2 separate regions of the Homo sapiens genome follow, and region 1 is linked to region 2. Evidence: read pairs that join two places in POLR2A ChIA-PET (ENCODE). Cell type or tissue: Panc1. All regions are shown on one strand. Each heading gives the region's core, and the rest is flanking DNA. Links, peaks and the distances in the headings are about the cores only. Region 1 has its middle 17 kb from the start of CCDC124. Region 2 has its middle 21 kb from the start of ARRDC2.

Evidence for each region. Peaks named below come from ENCODE experiments on the same cell type or tissue, not always from the same donor. Only the 100,000 strongest peaks of a DNase experiment are listed, where the experiment ranks them.
Region 1: POLR2A ChIA-PET joins it to region 2 with 15 read pairs; 2 of 35 experiments call an interaction of 5 or more read pairs at or near these places.

Annotation. Positions count from the first base shown.
Region 1 is chr19:17,911,828-17,920,155 of GRCh38, forward strand. No RefSeq gene overlaps it. Among named protein-coding and RNA genes, the nearest start is that of CCDC124, 17 kb to the right of the region's middle. RefSeq lists enhancers at 7,241-7,986, 7,987-8,328. In Panc1, for the core only: no CTCF peak of the experiment used is centred there; no DNase peak of the experiment used is centred there; H3K27ac peaks cover 226 bases.
Region 2 is chr19:18,024,897-18,033,224 of GRCh38, forward strand. It overlaps the pseudogene CSP3. Among named protein-coding and RNA genes, the nearest start is that of ARRDC2, 21 kb to the left of the region's middle. In Panc1, for the core only: no CTCF peak of the experiment used is centred there; no DNase peak of the experiment used is centred there; H3K4me3 peaks cover 295 bases; H3K27ac peaks cover 3,033 bases.

The DNA of each region.
Region 1 (8,328 bases), core at 199-8,198, 110 kb before region 2:
CCTCCCAAAGTGCTGGGATTACAGGCATGAGCCACCCTGCCCAGACTATTTATTTTTATTTTTAAACTTTTCTTTAGAAAAAGAATCTTGCTGTGTTGCCCAGGGTGGAGTGCAGTGGGGAGATGTTGATTCACTGCAGCCTCAAACTCTCAGGCTCAATCAATCCTCCCACCTCAGCCTCCCGAGTAGCTGGGACTATAGGCACACACCACCATGCCCAGCTAATTTTTTATCTTTTGTAGAGACAGCAACTCACTAAGTTGCCCAGGCTGGTCTTGAACTCCTGGGCTGAAGCAATCCTCCTGCTTCAGCCTCCCAAAGTGCTGGGATTATAGGCATGAGCCACCACACCCAGCCCCATGCCCTGTTTTTCACTGGTGCATATTTTCTACCAGAAATGAGAGTTTTAGGTATGAATGAAGACTAGTCTGTGTGAAAACCTGTAATTGTGCTTTTGAAAAAAGATCTCCAGGTCTTCACAAAACTTTTTATTCCCTGAGGATGCCCCACTGCAAACGCCTGTGAAGCTGGAGTGCCAGACACTGAGGCCTGAGGCTGGGGGACACAGAGGCTACCAGCTTGCTTGGACCTCCTCAATCTGTCAAAGAAACTGGCTTGGGGACCACTGGAGGACCCAAATCTCCCTCTTCTCTGGGCAGTGGGTCTTGTGCATGCTGGCCTTGGACCTACTGAAGGCCCTTCCAGCCCCAGTGCTATTCTCTGAATTCATGGGGAGCAGAGGTGTTGGGACTGAGTCCTGTTGGAGACTCCAGAAACACTGACGTTTCTTGTTTGGTCCTGGGGTTAGGTAACGACGGCTGTTTCTTTTTTTCTTTCTTTCTTTCTTTTTTTTTTTTTTTTTTTTGAGGTGGAGTCTTGCTCTGTCACACGGGCTAGAATACAGTGGTGTGATCTTGGCTCACTGCAACCTCCACCCCCTGGGTTCAAGCGATTCTCCTGCCTCAGCCTCTCGAGTAACTGGGATTACAGGCATGCACCACTACCCCCAGCTAATTTTGTATTTTTAGTAGAGATGGGATTTCTCCATGTTGGTCAGGTTAATCTCAAACTCCTGAGCTCAGGTGATCCACCCACCTCGGCCTCCCAAAGTGCTGGGATTACAGGTGTGAGCCACCACACCTGGCCAGCAATTTATTTTTAGTCAGTTGTGGACTATCCTGGGTGGCTCCTGCCTAGATTATTCTAAGAATTTCTTTTTTCTTTTTTTTTTATTTTAAGACAAGGTCTTACTCTGTCGCCCAGGCTGGAGTGCAGTGATGTGATCTTGGCTCATTGCAACCTCCACCTCCCCAGTTCAAGCAATTCTCCTGCCTCAGCCTCCCAAGTAGCTGGGATTACAGGCACCTGCCACCGTACCCAGCTAAGTTTTGTATTTTTAGTAGGGACGGCATTTCACCATGGTGGCCAGGCTGGTCTTGAACTGCTCATCTCAGGTGATCCACCCACCTCGGCCTCCCAAAGTGCTGGGATTACATGCTTGAACCACCGGCGCCTGGCCTATTCTAAGAATTTCACCATTTGGACAGCTATTAGCCAGCTTTGGTTGGTCATGTGGGTCCCCACTGCATTCAACTCAGTCCTAGCCTGATCTTCAGTTTCCAACAATATCATAATATCATTGAGATAGTGTATTATTACACTTAAGATCTGCACCAAGTCCAAATCCCACTTCTGACACCAAAAGTAAAAAGAAAACATAAATTAATTTTTTTTTCTGCTCACACATCACTCAACACAACATTCCTTTCTTTTCTTTTTTCTTTTTTGAGACGGAGTCTCATTCTGTCACCCAGGCTGTAGTGCAATGGCGTGATCTCTGCTCACTGCAACCTTCTGCCTCCCGGGTTCAAACGATTCGCCTACCTCGGCCTCCCGTGTAGCTGGGACTACAGGTATGCACCACCATGCCCAGCTAACTTTTGTATTTTTAGTAGAGATGGAGTTTCACCATGTTGCCCAGGCTGGTCTCGAACTCCTGACCTCAGGTGATCTGCCAGCCTCAGACTCCCAAAGTGCTGGGATTACAGGCATGAGCCACTGTGCCCAGCCTTAACACAACATTTCTGACACCAGATGTATGGGAACTTTTCCAAACGTCAAGTAATTCTCCAGCAGACACCAGCTGGGTGGGGTTTTTTGTTTGATTTTTTTGTCTTTTTATTTTTTTAGGTGGGTGTTTTTAAATTCAATTCAGTTCAGAAGCTATCTACCTGAAGATAGTATCAGATCCCATAGGTTAAGGGCTCAGTCCCACAAGATGGTCCCTACTGCAGATGCCATCTGCAAACAGTAGGTTTTCACCTGTACTTCTAATGCACTGGCTGTAAATCAAGACTCCCTTAGGCTGGGCACAGAGTCCCCTCCTGTAATCCCAGCACTTTGGGAGGCCAAGGTGGGAAGATCACTTGAGCTCAGGAGTTTGAGACCAGCCTGGGCAACATGGTGAAACCCCATCTTTACAAAAAATACAAAAAATTAGCTGGGCATAGTGGTGTGCACCTGTGGTCCCAGTTACTTAGGAGGCTGAAATGGGAGAATCGCTTGAGCCCAGGAGGTGGAGGTTGCCGTGAGCCAAGATCGCATCATTGCACTCCAGGCTGGGCAACAGAGCAAGACCCCATCTTAAAAAAAAATGGTGGCTGGCCGCAGTGGCTCATGGTTGTAATCCCAGCACTTTGGGAGGCCAAGGTGGGCAGATCACCTGAGGTCAGGAGTTCAAGACCCGTCTCTACTAAAAATACAAAAATTAGCTGGGTGTGGTGGCATGTGCCTGTAATCCCAGCTACTCAGGAGGCTGAGACAGAAGAATCACTTGAACCCAGGAGGCGGAGGTTGCAGTGAGCCGAGATTGCACCATTGCACTCCAGCCTGGGCAACAAGAGTGAAAATGTCATCTCAAAAACATTTTTTTAAGTACTATTTTTTTAAAGAAGTGGGGGTGGCCAGGTGCAGTGGTTCACACCTGTAATCCCAGCACTTTGGGAGGCCAAGGTGGGAGAATCAGTCAAGCTCAGGAATTCAAGACCAGATAGCACAACATGGTGAAACCCTATCTCTACAAAAAAATACAAAAAAATAGCCAGCTGTTGGAGGCACACACCTGAGGTCCCTGCTACATAGGAGGCTGAGGTGGGAGGATTGCTTGAGCCTGGGAGATGGACACTGCAGTGAGCCAAGATCACCCCAGCACTCCAGCCTCGGTGATAGAACAAGACCCTGCTAAAAAAAAAAAAAAAAAAAAAAAAAGGTGGCTAGGCACAGTGGCTCATGCCTGTAATCTCAGCACTTTGGGAGGCTGAGGCAGGTGATCACCTGAGGTCAGGAGTTTGAGACCAGCCTGGCCAACATAGTGAAACCCCGTCTCTACTAAAAAAAAACTTAGCCGGGCATGGTGGCACACATCTGTAATCCCAGCTACCTGGGAGGCTGAGGCAGGAGAATTGCTTGAACCCAAGAGGTGGAGGTTGCAGTGAGCCAAGATTGCGCCATTGCACTCCGCCCTGGGCAAAAAGAGTGAAACTCCATCTCAAAAAAAGAAAAAGAAAACAATAATACTCACACCTGTAATCCCAGCACTTTGGGAGCCTGAAGCGGGCGGATCACCTGAAGTCAGGAGTTCAAGACCAGCCTGACCAACATGGAGAAATCTCGTCTCTACCAAAAATACACAATTAGCCGGGTGTGGTGGCACATGCCTGTAATCCCAGCTACTCAGGAGGCTGAGGCAGGAGAGTCGCTTGAACCTGGGAGGTGGAGGTTGCAGTGAGCCAAGATTGCACCACTGTATTCCAGCCTGGGCAACAAGAGCGAAACTCCATCTCAAAATAATAATAATAATAAAAAAAGATTCAGGTGAACAGCCAGATGAGGAGATACCTAGAGCAGGGTCTGGAGGGAGACAGGAGCTTCTGCCTCCATGGAGTGGGGTCCACCACCCTTCTGGTATGTGGAAGTGTTTACCAATGTGGAAGCTCTTCAAACTCCGTAGTTGAGGGATTTTTATGGAAGCTTTATTATGAAGCCATGATCGATTATTAACTCCATTTCCAGCCCCTCTTCCCTCTCCAGAGAAAGGGGGTGAGGCTGAAAGCTCCAGGCTTGTAATCATGGCTTGGTCTTCTTGGTCCCCAACCCAGGAACCTCCCAAGCGTCACCTCATTAGAACAAAAGACACTCCTGTCACCCAGGAAATCCCAAGGAAATTTGGAACTCTGCGTCAGATGTTCCCATCAGACTACATCAGATTACAAAGTTCTCAGGAGCTCTGTGTCAGGAACTGGGACAAAGACCAAATATTTATCTTACCATAAATCACAATACCAGCCAGGCACAGTGACTCACACCTGTAATCTCAGCACTTTGGGAGGCTGAGGTGGGTGGATCACCTGAGGTCAGGAGTTTGAGACCAGTCTGGCCAACATGCAGAAACCCCGTCTCTACTAAAAATACAGAAATTACCTGGGCTTGGTAGTGCACACCTGTAATCCTAGCTACTCCCGAGGCTGAGGCATGAGAATCGCTTGAACCTGGGAATGGGAGCTTGCAGTGAGCCGAGATCCCACCACTGCACTCCAGCCTGGGCAACAGGCTGCCTAAAAACAAAACAAAACAAAAAAGTGTGCCCTTGGCTGGAGGTGTGGCCAGAGTAAAGACCCCAGCCTCAGTTGCTGGTGGGGAAGGTCATGTTTGATATAGGGAAAGAGGCACCAGATTGGCAGCTATCAGAACAAAGGGAAAACACACCCAAGGTGAACAAAGGCTGCAGGGAGCCCACAGATTGCAGTTTACTGGGGAGAAATGTCAAGTTCAGAAAGCAAACAGAGGCTTTGTGTCTCTGAGGGGCTTGGTTGCACGTTAACGCCCGGTTCCTGCCCCAGCCCACCCTGGCCCAGCCATCCTGCACGGAAGCACAGGCTGTTTGCTGAATTCAATCCTTGCCTAAACATTTGTTTATTTGAGACAAGATGCCTGCGGGGGCCTCATGGCCAGGTCAGAGCTCACAGCTGGGGCAGAGGAGGAGAGGCTGCAGAAGGCTGGACCTGTAGGTTTGTCTCCAACTCTGAGACTCCAGGCGGGGAGTCCTGGGGTCAGAGCATGGACAGGGCTCATAGTGTTGGGTCACAGACTCAAGACTCTCCAGGTTTCCTCATAAAAAGGAAGGAAACAGCCGTGCGCAGTGGCTCACGCCTGTAATCCCAGCACTTTGGGAGGCAGAGGCAGGCAGATCACTTGACGTCAGGAGTTTGAGACCAGTCTGGCCAACAAGGCAAAACCCCATCTCTACAAAAAAAAAAAAAAAAAAAAAAACACAAAAATTAGCCAGGTGTGGTGGCACGCACCTGTAATCCCAGCTACTCAGGAGGCTGAGGCACAAGAATCACTTGAACCTGGAAGGTGGAGGTTAAAGTGAGCTGAGATCCCACCACTGCACTCCAGCCTGGGCAACAGAGTAAGACTGTCTCAAAAAAAAAAAAAAGAGAGAGAGAGAAAATCTAATGCCTGATGATCTGTTACTGTCTCCCATCACTCCCAGATGGGACTATCTAGTTGCAGAAAATAAAGCTCAGGGCTCCCACTGATTCTACATTATGGTCAGTTGTATTATTACAATGTAATAATAACAGAAATAGGCCAGGTGCAGTGGCTCATGCCTGTAATCCCAGCACTTTGGGAGGCCAAGGCAGGTGGATCACGAGGTCAGAAGTTCGAGACTAGCCTGGCCAATATGGTGAAACCCCGTCTCCACTAAAAATACAAAAATGGCTCCCTCTCCCTCTCCCCACCATCTCCCTCTCCCTCTCTCCACGGTCTCCCTCTGATGCCGAGCTGAAGCTGGACGGTACTGCTGCCTGATTCTCCTGCCTCAGCCTGCCGACTGCCTGCGATTGCAGGCGCGCGCCGCCACGCCTGACTGGTTTTCGTATTTTTTTTGGTGGAGACGGGGTTTCGCTGTGTTGGCTGGGCTGGTCTCCAGCTCCTAACCGCGAGTGATCTGCCAGCCTCGGCATCCTGAAGTGCCGGGATTGCAGACAGAGTCTCGTTCACTCCGTGCTCAATGGTGCCCAGGCTGGAGTGCAGTGGCGTGATCTCGGCTCGCTACAACCTTCACCTCCCAGCAGCCTGCCTTGGCCTCCCAAAGTGCCGAGATTGCAGCCTCTGCCCGGCCGCCACCCCGTCTGGGAAGTGAGGAGCGTCTCTGCCCGGCCGCCCATCGTCTGGGATGTGAGAAGCCCCTCTGCCTGGCTACCCAGTCTGGAAAGTGAGGAGCGTCTCTGCCCAGCCGCCATCCCATCTAGGAAGTGAGGAGCGCCTCTTCCCGGCCGCCATCCCATATGGGAAGTGAGGAGCGTCTCTGCCCGGCCCCCCATCGTCTGAGATGTGGGGAGCACCTCTGCCCTGCCGCCCCGTCCGGGATGTGAGGAGCGTCTCTGCCCGGCCGCCCCATCTGAGAAGTGGGGAGACCCTCTGCCTGGCAACCGCCCCGTCTGAGAAGTGAGGAGCCCCTCCGCCCGGCAACCGCCCCGTCTGAGAAGTGAGAAGCCCCTCCGCCCAGCAGCCACCCCGTCTGGGAAGTGAGGAGCATCTCCGCCCGGCAGCCACCTCGTCCGGCAGGGAGGTGGGGGGGTCAGCCCCCCGCCCGGCCAGCCGCCCCGTCCGGGAGGGAGGTGGGGGGGGTCAGCCCCCCACCTGGCCAGCCGCCCCGTCCGGGAGGTGAGGGGCGCCTCTGCCCGGCCGCCCCTACTGGGAAGTGAGGAGCCCCTCTGCCCAGCCAGCCGCCCCGTCCAGGAGGGAGGTGGGGGGTCAGCCCCCCGCCCGGCCAGCCGCTCCGTCCGGGAGGGAGGTGGGGGGGTCAGCCCCCCACCCGGCTAGCCGCCCCGTCTGGGAAGTGAGGGGCGCCTCTGCCCGGCCGCCCCTACTGGGAAGTGAGGAGCCCCTCTGCCCGGCCAGCCGCCCCGTCCGGGAGGGAGGTGGGGGGGTCAGCCCCCCGCCCGGCCAGCTGCCCCATCTGGGAGGGAGATGGGGGGTCAGCCCCCGTCCCGGCCAGCCGCCCCGTTCGGGAGGTGAGGGGCGCCTCTGCCCGGCCGCCCCTACTGGGAAGTGAGGAGCCCCTCTGCCCGGCCACCACCCCGTCTGGGAGGTGTACCCAACAGCTCATTGAGAACGGGCCATGATGACAATGGCGGTTTTGTGGAATAGAAAAGGGGGGAAAGGTGGGGAAAAGATTGAGAAATCGGATGGTTGCCGTGTCTGTGTAGAAAGAGGTAGACATGGGAGACTTTTCATTTTGTTCTGTACTAAGAAAAATTCTTCTGCCTTGGGATCCTGTTGATCTGTGACCTTACCCCCAACCCTGTGCTATCTGAAACACGTGCTGTATCCACTCAGGGTTGAATGGATTAAGGGCGGTGCAAGATGTGCTTTGTTAAACAGATGCTTGAAGGCAGCATGCTCGTTAAGAGTCATCACCACTCCCTAATCTCAAGTACCCAGGAACGCAAACACTGCGGAAGGCCACAGGGTCCTCTGCCTAGGAAAACCAGAGACCTTTGTTCACTTGTTTATCTGCTGACCTTCCCTCCACTATTGTCCTGTGACTCTGCCAAATCCCCTTCTGTGAGAAACACCCAAGAATGATCAATTAAAAAATAAAAAAAAATAAAAAATAAAATACAAAAATGAGCTGGGCAGGGTGGCGGGCGCCTATAATCCTGGCTACTTGGGAGGCTGAGGCAGGAGAATCGCTTGAACCTGGGAGGCAGAGGTTGCAGTGAACCAAGATCGCAAATTTCCCTCCAGCCTGGTCAACAAGAGCGAAACTCTGTCTCGAAAAAACATATATATAATAATACTAAAGTGCACAGTAAATGTAATCTGCTTGAAACATTCTGAAACCATTCCCCTCCCTGCCTCCTGAGTAGCTGGGACTACAGGCACATGCAGCACACCCAGCTCATTTAAAAAAAAAATGATTTTTTTTTTTTTTTGGTAGAGATGGGGCTTTACTATGTTGTCCATGCTAGTCTTGAACTCCTAGCCTCAAGGGATCCTCCTGCCTTGGCCTCAGAAAGCACTGGATTCCAGGCCATAAGCCACCACTGTTTTTTTTTTTTTTTTTTTTGAGACGGAGTCTCACTCTGTCACCCAGGCTGGAGTGCAGTGGTGCGATCTCAGCTCACTGCAAACTCTGCTTCCTGGGTTGAAGCAATTCTCCTGCCTCAGCCTCCTGAGTAGCTGGAATAACAGGCATGCACCACTAATTTTTTGTATTTTTAGCAGAAACGGGGTTTCATCATGTTGGTCAGGCTG
Region 2 (8,328 bases), core at 34-8,033:
CAGGCTGGAGTGCAGTGGCAAGATCTCGGCTCCCTGCAACCTCTGCCTCCCAGGTTCAAGTGATTCTCCTGCCTCAGCCTCCAGAGTAGCTGGGATTACAGGCATGCACCACCACATCTGGCCAATTTTTTATATTTTTGGTAGAGACGGGGTTTCACCATGTTGGCCAGGCTGGTCTCAAACTCTTGGAGTGATCATCCTGCCTCAGTTTCCCAAAGTGCTGGGATTACAGGCGTGAGCCACCATGCCTGTAATTTTATTTTTTTTATTATTTTTATTTTTGTAGAGAAACATAGGTTTCCCTATGTTTCCAGGGCTGATCTCAAAATGAGATCCTCCTGCCTCGGCTTCCCAAAGTACTGGGATTATAGGAGTGAGCCACCATGCCTGGTCTACAACAGGTTCATTGTCACCTCAGGGCCTTTTATTTTTTTTTTCTTTTTTTTGAGACAGAGTTTTGCTCTTGTTGCCCAGGCTGGAGTGCAATGGCACAATCTTGGCTCACCACAACCTCTGCCTCCAGGGTTCAAGCGATTCTCCTGCCTCAGCCTCCCAAGTAGCTAGGATTACAGGCATGCGCCACCACTCCCGGCTAATTTTGTATTTTTAGTAGAGATGGTTGTTCTCCATGTTGGTCAGGCTGGTCTCGAACTCCTGACCTCAGGTGATCTGCCCGCCTCGGCCTCCCAAAGTGCTGGGATTACAGGTGTGAGCCACCACGCCCGGCACCTCAGGGCCTTTCTACGTGTTGTTCTTTCTGCCCAGATAGCTCTTCCTCTCGCTCATTACAAAGCCTGCACGTTCTCTTCCTGAAGATGTCAGTTTAAGCATCCACTCCTTAGAGACCTTTCCACCTCTTCTTGTTTCTTGTTTTTTTGTTTTAATTTTTTGACAAGAGTCTTGCAGGCTGGAGTGCAGTGGCGTGATCTTGGCTCACTGCAGCGTCTGCCTCCCAGGTTCAAGCAATTCTCCTGCCTCAGCCTCCCCAAGTAGCTGGGACTACAGGCATGTGCCACCACAGCCAGCTAATTTTTGTGGTGGTGTTTTTTTTTTTTTTCCCGAGACGGAGTGTTGCTCTGTCGCCCAGGCTGGAGTGCTGCTCTGTCGCCCAGGCTGGAGTGCAGTGGCACAATCTCGGCTCACTGCAAGCTCCGCCTCCCGGGTTCACGCCATTGTCCGGCCTCAGCCTCCCGAGTAGCTGGGACTACAGGCACCCGCCACCACACCCGGCTAATTTTTTGTATTTTTTTGTAGAGACAGGGTTTCACCGTGTTAGCCAGGATGGTCTCAATCTCCTGACCTCGTGATCTGCCCGCCTCGGTCTCCCAAAGTGCTGGGATTACAGGCGTGAGCCACCGCGCCCAGCCTAATTTTTGTGTTTTTAGTAGAGACGGGGTTTCAACATGTTGGCCAGGCTGGTCTTGAACTCCTGACCTCCAGTGATCCACCCACCTCAGCCTCCCAAAGTGCTAGGATTACAGGTGTGAACCACTGTGCTTGGCTCCTTTCACCTCTTTCACAAAAGCTGCCCTATTCTCCCTCTCAGTTCCTTCCAATTCCTTGCTTTGCCTTTCTCACAGTTTGTGATTACAATGTATTGACAGGTTCACGGCCTGTCTTCCACCTCCCCTCGGTACTGGGAGCTCCAAGAGGGCGGGTCATAGCATGCAGTAGGTGCTCAATAAATTTACTGGCTGGGTGTGGTGGCTCATGCCTGTATAAAGCACTTTGGGAGGCTGAGATGGGAGGATCCCTTGAGGCCAGGACTTTGAGACCAGCCTGAGCAACATGGTGAAGCCCCATCTCTACTAAAAATAAAAATAAAAAAAATTAGCCAGGCATGGTGGCACACACCTGTAGTCCTAGCTACTGGGGAGACTGAGGTGGGAGGATTGTTTGAGCCCAGGAGGTTGAGGCTGCAGTGAGCCGTGATTGCACCACTGCACTCCAGCAGAATGGGACCCTATCTCTAAAATAAATAAATAATATAAAAATAAATGCAGTATGCTAAATGAGAGTGCCTGCACAAGATGCAGAGAGCCAGGAATGGGGAGGTGGAAGACAAGGGCCCTCCCTCAGTAGCTGCTCAATTAGTGTATGATGGATTAATGAAGCTCAGAGTAAGACCTTGACCCACTGGTCCTGGACTCCTAAAGAGGAGTCTTCTGGCCTCATCCCTAGCCTCCTGGCCCCAGATCACACTGTGTGAGCAGCCCCTGGAGCCTGCTTGGCAGGGGAGGAACAGAAGTCCCTGCTCAGTTATTTGCACACTGGCTTCTCCCACGAAGTCCTAACATCGCAACTTCAAGTGCCCTTTCCTTTCAGACCCCAGGCCTGGAAAGGTCTTTATTTTGGCCACCTCAGCCCATTGCATGGAAGGGATATCCAAGGTCAGAAGCAATCCCGTCCCTGTGTCCAGGTTGAGCATGTCCCTCCTCTGCTCACACACCCTCCGTGGCTCCCTATTACCCTCAGGAGAAAGTCCAGCTCCTCAGCTCAGCAGTCACAGTCCAGCCTGAGTGTGGCAAGATCATTTTTCCTTTGTCTAATTCTCAGTCACTCTTTGGGTCTCATCTTGGTTATGTTTCCCAGTATTGACCATTGACACAGTCCCAGGACACACTAACTGCTGTCAGAAACCAAATGTTCATTGCATTAATCTTGTCAGAACATCAGGCTGAATACGACTTTTATTGTTGTTGTTAAGAGACTGTGTCTGGCTCTTTCACCCAGGCTGGAGTACAGTGGTGCAATCATGGTTCACTGCAGCCTCAACCTCCGGGCTCAAGCGATCCTCCCACCTTAGCCTCCCGAGTAGCTGGGACTACGCACACTACCACACTCAGCTAATTTATTTATTTTTTATAGAGATGAGGTCTCACTCTGTCGCCCAAGTTGGAGTGCAGTGGTACAGTCATGGCTCACGCAGCCTCGACCTCTGGGCTCATGCGATCCTCCTACCTCAGTCTCCTGAGTAGCTGGGACTACAGGCACACAGCACCACACCTGGCTAAGTTTTTTTTTTTTTAATTTTTTGTAGAGACAGGTCTCACCATGTTGACCAGCCTGGTCTCGAACTCCTGGACTCAAACGATTCCTCCCCACTCTGCCTCCCAACGTGTTGGATTACAGGCATGAGCCGCCACGCCCATTAGGATATGACTTTTTTTGTTTGTTGTTTTGTTTTTTGAGACGGAGTTTCGCTCTTGTTGCCCAGGCTGGAGTGCAATGGCACGATCTCAGCTCACTGCAACCTCCGCCTCCTGGGTTCAAGTGATTCTCCTGTCTCAGCCTCCCTAGTAGCTGGGATTACAGGCATGTGCCACCACACCCATCTAATTTTGTATTTATTTTTAATAGAGATGGGGTTTCTCCATGTTGATCAGGCTGGTCTCAAAGTCCCGACCTTGGCCTCCCAAAGTGCTGGGATTACAGGCGTGAGCCACCATGCCCGGTCTAGGATATGACTTTTACAGAGTAAAAAGACTCACAGTTTGCATTGCATGTGACCACTGTGGACCATTGACTATTAACAGAGTATTAAATTCAATATAAAGAACAGTGACTGCCCAAGAGCTTAGATCAGGAATAGGCAAACATTTTCTATAAAGGGCCAGATAGGAAATATTTGAAGCTTTGCCGGCTACACAGTCTCTTTTGCAATTACTCTACGCTGCGGCTGTTTGAAAGCATTCATATACACAAATAAGTGAGCATGGCTGTATCCCAGGAAAACTTTGTTCATGGACACTCAAGTGTGAATTTCATGTAATTTTCACATGTCATCAAATAGTCTTCCTCTGGTAGTTTTTCAGTCATTTTAAAATGTAGGCCAGGTATGGTGGTTCTTGCCTGTAATCCCAGTGCTTGGGGAAGCTGAAGTGAGAGGACCGTTTGAGGCCAGGAGTTCAAGACCAGCCTGGGCAACATAGGGAGACCCCCTCCTCCATCCTTACAAAAAGTTTTAAAAATTAGCTGGGATGCCTGTAGTCTCAGCTATTCAGTAGGCTGAGGTGGGAGGATCACTTAAGCCTGGGAGTTCGAAGCTGCAGTGAGCTATGATCCCGCCACTGCATTCTAGCTTGGGTGACTGAGAGAGATCTTGTCTCTAAAAAAAAGGAGGGAGCCAGGGCCGGTCATGGAGACCATCCTGGCCAACATGGTGAAACCCTGTCTCCACTGAAAATACAAGAAAGAAAGTAAAAAAAAAAAAAAACCCAAACTAGCTGGGCGTGGTGGCAGGCGCCTATAATCCCAGCTACTCGGGAGGGTGAGGCAGGAGAATCGCTTGAACCCAGGAGGTGGAGGTTGCAGTGAACCGAGATGAAGGCACTGCATTCCAGCCTGGGGGATAAGAGTGAAACCCATCTCAAAAAAAAAAAAAAAAAAAGGAGCCAGGAGCGGTGGCTCACACCTATAATCCCAGCAGCACTTTGGGAGGCTGGGGCAGGCGGATCACTTGAGACCAGGAGTTCTAGACCAGCCTGGCCAACATGGTGAAACCCTGTCTCTACTAAAAATACAGTAATTATCTGGGTGTGGTCCCAGCTACTCGGGAGGCTGAGGTGGGAGATTAGCTTGAACCTGGGAGGCAGAGGTTGCAGTGAGCCGAGATTACGCTGCTGCATTCCAGCCTGGGCGACAGAGTGAGACTCTGTCTCAAAAAAAAAAAAAAAAAAAAAAACGGAAAAAAAATTGAATACTGTTTTGGGGTCATGGTTAAAGCTGAAGTTTACCAACCCCTGATGGGTCATAAGTGTCATGATTTGTGTTTACAGAGTATCAGAACTTTGTTTAAAGTTACCAGCTGATAAAATATGAGGACAGGTTTATGGCTAACAGGGTTTCATCATTGACAGATAGCAAGTATCAGGATTAGTCTTTTTTCACAAAGTATCAGAACACAGCAAGCTCTGATGGCTAATCAGGTGTCAGAACCTGGGTTTAAGTCCAACCCTGCCTTGGGGCCCACGGCACCGCGGTAACCACCAACTACTGTCCACTCTCAGGATACTGTTTACTAAGTATCGAGTGACAGGCTGATGGCAAAGTATCGGGTCATGGATGTCACACTGTGAGTTGGGCACTGTGACAGCGTCTCTAGATGCCAGCTGTTTACAGTGACAGGAGACTGGCTGTTTACAGGGGATGAGTCAGCCCCACTTCCAGATACCCAAGTCCAGATGGCGGGTAGGATTGGCACCTCTCCAGGTGTTTACAGGGTACTGAGGTCCTGGCAAGCTGGGCTTCTCTCCTGCGGCCACCTCTAGCCAGGGTGGGGAATGAGTCCCCTGAAGGCTGTGGGACCCATGATCCTGGTTAGATTCTCCTTCTGCTTGTCCCTGGCTGTGCTGCCTCAGGCACATTACTTAACCTTTCTGGGCCTCTGCCACCTCATCTGTAAAATGGGCATGATGGTGAAGCCAGGTTGCCAGATAAAATATAGGCTACTCAGCTAAATGTGAAGTTCAGATCAATATTGAATTTGGTTTTACTGTAAGTATATCCCATGCAACATTTGGGATATACTTATACTAAAAAAAAATTATTCATTGATGCTATGGTTTGAATGGTCCCCCAAAGTTCATATGTTTGAAACTTAATCCTCAAAGCAGTCCTTTCAACCTTGTCAACCTGTCGGCGCGGCCTCTGGTGCAGTGGCGGCGGCTCCTGTTCCTGCCGCAGCTCTCTCCCCTTCTTACCTCCCCACCAGATCCCGGAGATCGCCCGCCATGGCTTTACTTACTGCGGCCGCCCGGCTCTTGGGAACCAAGAATGCATCTTGTCTTGTTCTTGCAGCCCAGCATGCCAGTGCTTCCTCCATGAATTTGAAAGACATATTGGCTGACCTCATACCTAAGGAGCAGGCCAGAATTAAGACCTTCAGGCAGCAACATGGCAAGAAGGTGGTGGGCCAAATCACTGTGGACATGATGTATGGTGGCATGAGAGGCATGAAGGGATTGGTCTATGAAACATCAGTTCTTGATCCTGATGAGGGCATCCGTTTCTGAGGCTTTAGTATCCCTGAATGCCAGAAACTGCTACCCAAGGCTAAGGGTGGGGAAGAACCCCTGCCTGAGGGCTTATTTTGGCTGCTGGTAACTGGATGTATCCCAACAGAGGAACAGGTATCTTGGCTCTCAAAAGAGTGGGCAAAGAGGGCAGCTCTGCCTTCCCATGTGGTCACCATGCTGGACAACTTTCCCACCAATCTACACCCCATGTCTCAGCTCAGTGCAGCTGTTACAGCCCTCAACAGTGAAAGTAACTTTGCCCAAGCATATGCACGGGGTATCAGCCGAACCAAGTACTGGGAGTTGATTTATGAAGACTCTGTGGATCTAATCACAAAGCTACCTTGTGTCGCAGCAAAGATCTACCGAAATCTCTATGGAGAAGGCAGTGGTATTGGGGCCATTGACTCTAACCTGGACTGGTCTCACAGTTTCACCAACATGTTAGGCTATACTGATCATCAGTTCCCTGAGCTCATGCACCTGTACCTCACTATCCACAGTGACCATGAGGGCGGCAATGTAAGTGCCCATACCAGCCACTTGGTGGGCAGTGGCCTTTCAGACCCTTACCTGTCCTTTGCAGCAGCCATGAACGGGCTGGCAGGGCCTCTCCATGGACTGGCAAATCAGGAAGTGCTTGTCTGGCTAACACAGCTGCAGAAGGAAGTTGGCAAAGATGTGTCAGATGAGAAGTTATGAGACTACATCTGGAACACACTCAACTCAGGACGGGCTGTTCCAGGCTATGGCCATGCAGTACTAAGGAAGACTGATCCACGATATACCTGTCAGCGAGAGTTTGCTCTGAAACACCTGCCTAATGACCCCATGTTTAAGTTGGTTGCTCAGCTATGCAAGATTGTGCCCAATGTCCTCTTAGAGCAGGGTAAGGCCAAGAATCCTTGGCCCAATGTAGATGCTCACAGTGGGGTGCTGCTCCAGTATTATGGCATGATGGAGATGAATTACTACACAGTCCTGTTTGGGGTGTCACGAGCATTGGGTGTACTGGCACAGCTCATCTGGAGCCGAGCCTTAGGCTTCCCTCTAGAAAGGCCCAAGTCCATGAGCACAGAGGGTCTGATGAAGTTTGTGGACTCTAAGTCAGGGTAAAACTGGAGACTGGGGGAAAGTGACTACCAGAAAGTGAGGAAGCCTAAATAAAAAGTATACTTTTGTTTCAGGGGGCCTTTAAAGACTTAAGATTAAATTATATCTGAGGCACTGATAATATGTTTGAGGTTAAAATATAAATTAAGACTTTAAAAGATGAAAAATGGTCCCTTCTTCCCTAATCAGCTCCTTTCCCCTGCCTGGTATGAGTTGCCCATCACAGGCATGGTCCTGGAGGATGACCAGGACTAATGCATGTGGTATGAGTAGGTTTGGCCCCCTCACTATCTCTAGAGTGAGAATCTGGCTCCTGTTTCCATGGCTCAAAGCCGGTTGCAGAGAATCTGCAGTCACTTCGGAGCTTTAGCTTCTTCTCTGCCAAGCCCTCAATAAGCCAGCAAACCAGGACTCTGCCCCTTCTGTTTCCATAGGAATCATGTTGGATAGTCAGCTGTACCAAGCCCCTTGGCCTTCCCATGCACACAAACACCTCCTAGCAAGACCTGTTGGTTAGCTGGACATGCTTTGGCAATTTTTTTATACTGCCAAGTGACCATAAAGGCATGGCATTTGTTGTGACTGGCACCCAATGTTTGATTTTTTTTTTAAACTATCCAATTAAAATTAAGGTCTGGGAGTGTTCTGTTTCCCATTACTTTAATACTCACCCCCCTCCCAGACTTTCTACACCTGTTTCACCTCAGGCTGAGGATGTTCTGGACCTCCCCCTCTTAGTCCCTACTAGAGACCTCTCAACAGATCTGTGGGCCCAGTCATTGGGTTTTATCAGTGCTTAATGTGAACTAAGTTTTTTACTTCCAACAGAATACAAGCCACTACCTTCTGACCTCCCCACCCCCCACCAACCCCCAGCTTTTAATATGCTGTGGGGCATAGAACAGGGACTCCGGAATGACCAGCATGATATTTTCAGAGTCTTGTCCCTGGGGTATTAGCACCTCTTTTTGAACAGAGAATTGATTCAAGATTGGACATGGTCTCCTCTGATTATCAGGTACTGGGGCTGAGGGCATTAAAAATAGTAAGCCTCCTTCCTCGTCCCCTGCCTCAAGAAATTGCCTCCTTATTTATCAACATCTTTTTCCTCCCTTTCCCTGAGAGCTCACAGTACAATGTTTGTTTCAGAAGCCCCATTTGCACAGGTTTTCAGCAACTCAGAATGCTCTACTTCTTT